3 separate regions of the Mus musculus genome follow, and regions 2 and 3 are each linked to region 1. A link is a loop called in an ENCODE intact Hi-C map of the cell type or tissue named here. Cell type or tissue: left cerebral cortex. All regions are shown on one strand.

Region 1 (2,500 bases):
TGTGTGTGCGCACACACACGTGATAAAGCTCTGATAGGTTTTGTAACCATTGAATATGTCCATCAATCACATTACACCTGCTCCTAATCAACTCATCTCCTAAATTTGCCAACACTGCTCACCACAGTGCTTTTCTTTTTAATTTCTTTTTTTAATTTAATTTTTGTCTAGTGTATATAATGTTTTGAACAAGATTAGCCCTCATTAAAAAAAAAAAGATTAGCCCTCATAAGCTAATTTTTTTGTTTTGTTTTCTTTTGTTTTGTTTTTCGAGACAGGGTTTCTCTGTATAGCCCTGGCTGCCCTGGAACTCACTTTGTAGACCAGGCTGACCTCAAACACAGAAATCCTCCTGCCTCTGCCTCCCGAGTGCTGGGATTAAAGGCGTGCACCATCACGCCTGGCTATAAGCTAATATTTTTGAAGGCTTGGTTAGGAAGCATTGGGGGATATGGCCTTGTTGGAGGCAAGGTGTCAGCCAGGGGAGGGAGTAGGGTAGAGGTTAAAGTTCAAAAGCCCATGCCAGGCCCAGCTTCTCTCTGTCTCTATTTCTATTTCTATGTGTGCGTCTTTGTGCACACACACTCTGGTGGGAGCTATTGTCTCCTTGCCTTCAAGCTTTCCACCATGGTGATCATGAAGGAACCCTTGATGAAACTGTAAGGAAGCCCCCAATTAAATGCTTCCTTTTTCAGTTTGGTCCTGGCGTCTCTTCTCAGCGTTAGTAAGACAGCTCACTAGCTTTCCCTTCAGAGTGAGCCGTGTTTCTTTGTCAGTTCCCATCTTGGCAGCCTTGGTAAGCCTTATGTATCTCTTTTTCTTGATCTGCTATTGCCTCACATTTTCTTTTTTTCTGTAAATTGCAGCTGATTTATTTATGTCTTTTGCTTGGAGCAGTGTCTTCTGTAGTTCTGACTGGCCCAAATATACTTTGTAGTTGTGGATGACCTTTTTTTCCCCTTAAACTGATTTTCTTTCTTTCTTTCTATCTATCTATCTATCTATGTAATGCATGTGGGTACACTGTCACTGTCTTCAGACACACCAGAAGAGGGCATTGGAGATGATTGTGAGCCACCATGTGGTTGAACTCAGGACCTCTGGAAGAGAAGTCAGTGCTCTTAACCGCTGAGCCATCTCTCCAGCTCTCCAGCCCTGTGGATGACCTTAAATGCTGATCCTAGTGTCTTGGCTTCCTAAATCCTGAGATTATAGGAATTTATGATTCAACTGTCTGTAAGGCCTCTAAGTTGACCACACCCATCATTTTCCAGGAAAAAGAAACCAAGACACATTTTCTAATTGATATACTGGCTCTGGGCATATTTGGGAAGTTAGAAAATTCCTTATGGAAAAAAATTGCTAATATACAGTTATCAAGTAGCAGATGGAAGGTTGCCACATCCAAAGTATGCAGTATGTCTTGGTTTCTTTTTCCTCGAAAATGCTTGGTTTGACCAATGTCAGGATTTGGGAAGTCAAGGCAGTAGGATTAGAGTTTAAGGTCATCTATAATACATAATAATATATAAATAACACATATTCAAATATGTAACTGATTGAAAAACTAATGGTCAGTCCTGCCTAGCTATTGGCTAACATTCTGACTTCATGTTGCTCTGTTCTGCTCCCAGGTACTTACTCTGTAAGATTCTGACCCTATTAAATGTGCTAACATGACCCGCTTGCCCTTTCCTGTGAGGAGGTTACACTCCTGCTCCAGGACTCTGCCTTGGATCATGCACAGTTTCTAGCCCACTCCAGTTTCCATTTGGCTTTGCCTTAGTAGCTGCACTGGAACAAGCACCAGGAAGTTGGACTGGACTTCATTTCAATTATGTGAGTTTATCTGTGACCTCTCTGCTGACTTCTCATTTATTTATCAATTTTGCCAATAGTCTCTGAGCTCCTGTACCTCTCTCTGCTTTATCTCTCTTTGGCTGTAGAGGCAAGTGCTCCTTTATGTATAAATTCATGACAATTTTTTTAAACTAAATCTCACTGGAGGAAGTGGTACACTCCTTTAATCCCAGCACTTGGGAGGCAGAGAGGTAAACTCTCTATGAATTCAAGGCCAGCCAGGTCTGGTCTACATAGTAAGTTCTAGGACAACCAGAACTGAACAGTGAGACTGGTTAAGAGTTCTTGCTACTCTTCCAGAGGACCTGGGTTTGGGTCCCAGTGCCCACATTAATCACAACTGCCTCTGACTCCTGCTCTGGGTATCTAATACCACCCACTGGCACATATACTTACATGCACATACACACACATGGATGCACACATACATAGAATCAAATATAAAATCTTAAACAATAAAGTTATGTTTTGTTACAGTTTACATATTTTCTAAATATATTTTCCTAAATTAATTATTATTTAGCATTAAAATATACTGGAGTGCTTCTTTGAAGCCAAAGAGCTTCGTTACTGACATGATAATAATTTGGTTGTTTATACGTTTTGAAAAATATTAAAATGTTCCAAGTTACCATATTCT
Region 2 (2,500 bases), 130 kb after region 1:
GAATGTGGTCAGGTGAGTGTCTCACAGTTGGGGGAATAAATAGCTCACAGCCTGAGGTTTCAAAATCGTTAATGTTCGACCCAGTGCCAGAGCTATGTTTAAGTTAAACTCGTATGGCATAAATGTGGTTCTTACCAAAGGGGAATCTTCTCACTGCCTGATGAGTGGGGCTGGCTGCCAGAAACTGCCTGAGGAAAAACTGTTCACTGCATTCATGTGAAATGTGGACCAACCATGTACTGACTGAAATATCGAGCTATTGAGCAATGGTCTAAGTCAACCGATATAGATAACCATCTCATGATGTTCTGAGGATGCTAAGTTGCCTTTATGTAAGAGCCAGGTATGTGACAGAGGGGACAGAGGAGCCCCTTCCCTGATGGCTTGTGCCAGAAGCGTGCAACACACTGAGCAGTCAGTTGAGCAGTTGTGTTGGGTGCTGGGGAGAGGGTCTATCTCTGAACAGGGCTTCTTGGCTTGAATTCTTCATCTCACTGGTTTTATTTCAAGTCTCACCTCTGCTTCTTGTCATTATTGTTTGTTTCCATTATTATTTGTATGCACAGACTGGCCTCAGCTCAGCAATCCTCCTGCTGTGGCCTCCTGCTCATCAGGACTACAAGCGTGAGCCATATTGGCTTCCCCTGTTTTTCCAAGTGCTGTGAACCCATTGCTGGGTGGAGTTCCCACACTGTTCTGCTGCAGGGATTTTCCAGATTTGCAGTTTGATTCAGTTGGCTCCAATGAATTGGTTGGAGGAATTTTTCCTTCGATGTTGCTAAGCAACTTCGTGTAACCTGTGGATCAATGGCCTCTGGTGGCATGATGCTTTGCAAGGCTGCACTCCCCTCAATGCCACGCTTCTTTTGCTATATTAGTTATATATTTCTATGTGTTTTGCCTGTGTGTGTATGTGTGTGTGTTTGTGCACATTGTGCATGCAGTGCCCTCAGAGGCCAGAAGAGGGTGTCAGTTACAGACAGTTGTAAGGTACCATGTGCATGTCAGGAGTCAAAACTGGGTCCTCCTAGAGCAACCAGTGCTCTTAACTGTTCAGCCCTCTCTCCAGCCCAGTGCTATGCTTTTAATACCATATTGATTTTAGGTTTTGTTGCTTTGTAAATACTACCTTCACTACAGTCAAACAAGGACAGGGTGTGTACTCTATAGATTTTGTGTAGTGAGTCTGAACAGCCCTGATCCCATACGGAGAGGTCTATAACAAAGAGGCTCAGACTAGAATACATTCCAGAGGGCTTCCTCAACACAGCAGCCCCACTCCAGAGCCCCCTGCTCAGGAGGACAGAGTGACTAAGGAATTGCACCTCCTTGTTTTTTCTTTTTTTCCTTTGTGAGTGTTCACACTTGTTAGTGAGGGTGGGTGTACACACGTCTGTAGACAGCAGAGGTCTTTGCTGGGTGCCTTCCTCAATCACACTCCACTTCTTCCCCCCAATACAGGGTCTCACTGTATAGCCCATGCTGGCCTGGAACTCCATAGACCAAGCTAGCCTTGAATTCAGATATCTGCTTGCCTTTGCCTCCTAAGTGCTGGGAATAAAGAAATTTGTGGTGGCACACACCCGGGATGCAGAAACGGGATCCTTCTGAGTTTAAGGCCAGCCTGGTCTACATAGGGAGCTGGAGGACAGACAGAACTATAGAGAGAGACTGTTTCAGAAACAACAAAAGCCATGTGTTGCCAGCTCACCTTAATTTTTTGAGACAGGCTTTCTTTCTCACAGAACCTGGAGCTAGGGTTGCTGTCGAGTAAGCTTTGGGGATCTGCAGGCTTTTTATTGGCTTATGGAGGTTGAGCGTTGGTCCCTTTATCAATATAAACGGAGCCATCTCCCTAGCCCCAAAGATCTGCATTGCTGATAAGGGCCCAGATGATACTGACACTATCTGGGACCCGAGCTTTAGATTCAGTCTCTAGGACGTGCACGCGCTTGTTTGACATCTTAGGTAATACAAAATCATTTCCAGAATTGTACCAATTACACTCCAGCCAGCCATGAAAAAGTGCCACACTAGATATCACCTGATGTATGCTCCCATAAGATGCAGGCTTCTGCCCAGCTCCTGTGTGTGAGGTGGCATTTCCTTGAGCCTGAGCCCTGTGTGTGTGAGCTGGCATCTTCCCATACCTTGTTCCTGAATTGCTTTTTCTTGGTCCTATGAAGAGAGGTTTTTCAATATCTGCTGTAGACATGAATCCTCTTTCTGTAAGAACAGCTGGTGCTGTTAACTTGTCATCTCTCCTGCCTGAACTATTTGTAGTTCTGTATATGTCTTGGATATTAATTGCCTGTCTGATGCATAACTTGGCAAGAATGGCTTTTCTCATCCTGTAGGCTGTTTTTCCGGGGAGTAACTGAGTGCATGCCCAGTGTACAAGGCCCTGGGTTTCATCTCCAACACTACAAAAGGAAAAGAAAAAAACAAACAAAAGCAAAACAAACAAACAAACCCAAGCCCTCTTCACTCTGGTGAGCTT
Region 3 (2,500 bases), 120 kb after region 1:
CCTTCACAGGACCTAGGGCCTCTCCATTGATGACGAATAGGCCATCTTCTGCTACATATGCAGCTAGAGCCATGAGTCCCACCATGTGTTTTCTTTGGTTGTTGGTTTAGTCCCAGGGAGCTCTGGGAGTACTGGTTAGTTCATACTGTTGTTCCTCCTATGGGGCTGTAAACCCCTTCAGACTTTGGGTACTTTCTCTAGCTCCTTCATTGGGGACCATGTGCTCTGTCCAATGGATGGCTGTGAGCATCCACTTCTGTATTTGCCAGGCACTGGCAGAGCCTCTCAGGAGAGAGCTATACCAGGCTCCTGTCAGCAAGCTCTTCTTGGCATCTGCAATAGTGTCTGGTTTTGGTGGTTGTTTATGGGATGGATCCCCAGGTGGAGCAGTCTCTAGATGGTCATTCCTTCAGTCTCTGCCCCAAAAGAATGTTTTCCTATAACTGAGACTGGTAAACCTAGGCTCTCAGGACATTTCCTGTGGGTAAGCACTGCATATATGGATAATGTGCCTTTTTCCAGGCTTCAGCAGAAAGCTTTCTCCCTAACCTAAGCTATGTATCTGCTTCCTCCTAGAGAACTGCCCAGCAAGCCAAGGAAAGAAGTCAGGTGAGACGACTCTCTCTGGCAACAAAGCACGGATCAGACATCACCCGGTTTCTGGTGAAGAAGTAAGGCGAGATATAAACAGAAGCAGATGGCCTGCAGGCAGAAGCAGTTGTCACAATTCATCTTCATGTATGTCTAGTATTTTAAGAATAGGAAGTTTTTAAATATAAGTCAATAACTGAAATTTAGATTTTTGCTAAGCTCTCTTAGTGTTACATACTTAACAGAAACTGAGGGATGATGGGAAGATTCTGGGGTCTTCCTGACTCATGAAGATTGTCAATTATGTTTCAGCAAGATTTTGTTCCGCTTTTTTTCCCCTTCTACACCTTAATCACTGCATTGGGCATGGATAGTGTGGGACAAATATATTCACGCAAACCTGACAGCTCTTGATCACCATTGCTTCTGGACTGTGTAGTATAAAGGGAACATTCCAGAACAATCAGGGACATTTTGGAGACAAGCCATGATTAGTAAGGAATGATTACAGCTCAGGCGCATGTTTGGGGTGCAGCCTCCTTGCTTGATTTCTGGGCCAGTCCTCTTCATTGAAGAGATGCTTTTGTTAATGAACTGATTGTAAGCTCACATGGTGTCTGTGTACAACTGCTGTGCTCTGAGTAACCATGAGAACAAGTGAGAGACCACAGTGCCGCACAGCCTCGCTTCTGTTTTCCTGTTTGCTCCCTTGTTTCCTGTCATGGTTTGTTTTGTTTTTAATGTATAAAATCAGGCTAATTGTCAAAACAGATTTTGTCTCCTGGTCCTCGTTTCCTGGTTTTAAAATCCTGGTAGTGATTTGTTTTGTTCTGTTCTTTCAATAAACCTTGTAATTTTTTAAAAATATTTTTAAATTATGGGTACGTGTATCCCTGTGGGGCCGGGGGAGATGCGCAGTTGCCCACAGAGGTGGTGTAGCTCCCAGGCCTGCCACACAGCAGCTCTGACAGATGCTGCAGACTGAGTTGCTAACCACGGGACCATCTCTCCTTCTCCATATCCTATTTTATTAGGTTTATTTCTGTTACCTCTTAAAAAGAAGGATGGCCAACAAATCGTGGTGGCGCACGCCTTTAGTTCCAGCATTCAGGAGGCAGAGGCAGGCGGATCTTTATGAGTCTGGGGCCAGCCTGGTCTACAGAGTGAGTTCTAGGTCAGGCAAGGCCATGTGGTAAGACCCCGTTTCCACAATAAAGTGACAGTGGGGTTGGGAGGTGGCTCAGTTGATGAGCTGCTGGCCACACAGCATAATAGCTTAAGTCTGAGCCACAGAACCTGTGTGAAAACCTAGGTGTGGTGGCACCTGTGACCCCAGCACCGAGTAGCCAGAAACAGAAGGATCCCTGGGGCTCCCAGGCCAACGGTCCAGGGAAGAGGTAAGCTTCTGGTTTAGTGACATCTGGCCTCCATGTGCATGTTCTCCATACACACATACACACAAGACTAATAGTGATAAAATTCACCACATAAAAACAACCAGAAGGTTAAATGTAGGTCAAACCCAATGGTAACATTAATGAGACACGTGCTAATGATGGACTGGAGAGGTGGCTCGGTGGGAAGAGCACGAACTGTCCTTCTCAAGCGCCAGGGTTTGGGTCCCAGGACCCACGTGGAAGCTCAGAACTGTCCCTCTTCTGGCCTTGGACACTAGCACACGAATTATCCATAGCTACACATGCAGGCAAAACACCCATACAAAGATGAATATAATAAATTTGAAAAAAATATTTAAGTAACCTTTTAAAAAGAAAATAGGGATAATGACAGGAAAGGGCGAAGCCATTCCAGCAACGTCCCCTGCAGGAAGAGTGACAATCAAAAAAGCATCACTCTCAGATCCAAGGAGGAATTCCATCCCCAGAGGCGCCCATGTGTGTACACTGGG

Evidence for each region. Hi-C counts contacts between places; a loop is a spot of excess contacts. Peaks named below come from ENCODE experiments on the same cell type or tissue, not always from the same donor. Only the 100,000 strongest peaks of a DNase experiment are listed, where the experiment ranks them.
Region 2: a loop joins it to region 1, with 2.4 times the contacts of the local background. A loop is called at or near these places in 4 of 42 quality-filtered maps.
Region 3: a loop joins it to region 1, with 4 times the contacts of the local background. A loop is called at or near these places in 4 of 42 quality-filtered maps.

The regions. Positions count from the first base shown.
Region 1 is chr1:128,078,085-128,080,584 of GRCm38, reverse strand. All of the region lies in intron 2 of Zranb3 (zinc finger, RAN-binding domain containing 3), which reads left to right. Among named protein-coding and RNA genes, the nearest start is that of Zranb3, 23 kb to the left of the region's middle. In left cerebral cortex, a CTCF peak has its summit at 1,066 (motif pointing right); DNase peaks (open chromatin) are centred at 749, 1,061 and 2,148; H3K27ac peaks cover 2,373 bases.
Region 2 is chr1:127,946,614-127,949,113 of GRCm38, reverse strand. No RefSeq gene overlaps it. Among named protein-coding and RNA genes, the nearest start is that of Gm28800, 13 kb to the left of the region's middle. In left cerebral cortex, a CTCF peak has its summit at 956 (motif pointing right); DNase peaks (open chromatin) are centred at 149, 930 and 2,209; H3K27ac peaks cover 2,383 bases.
Region 3 is chr1:127,953,142-127,955,641 of GRCm38, reverse strand. Zranb3 (zinc finger, RAN-binding domain containing 3) reads left to right here. Exons shown (of 21, transcript NM_027678.3): 21 at 577-1,463. The coding sequence ends at 675. Among named protein-coding and RNA genes, the nearest start is that of Gm28800, 6.5 kb to the left of the region's middle. In left cerebral cortex, no CTCF peak of the experiment used is centred here; DNase peaks (open chromatin) are centred at 670 and 1,212; H3K27ac peaks cover 1,845 bases.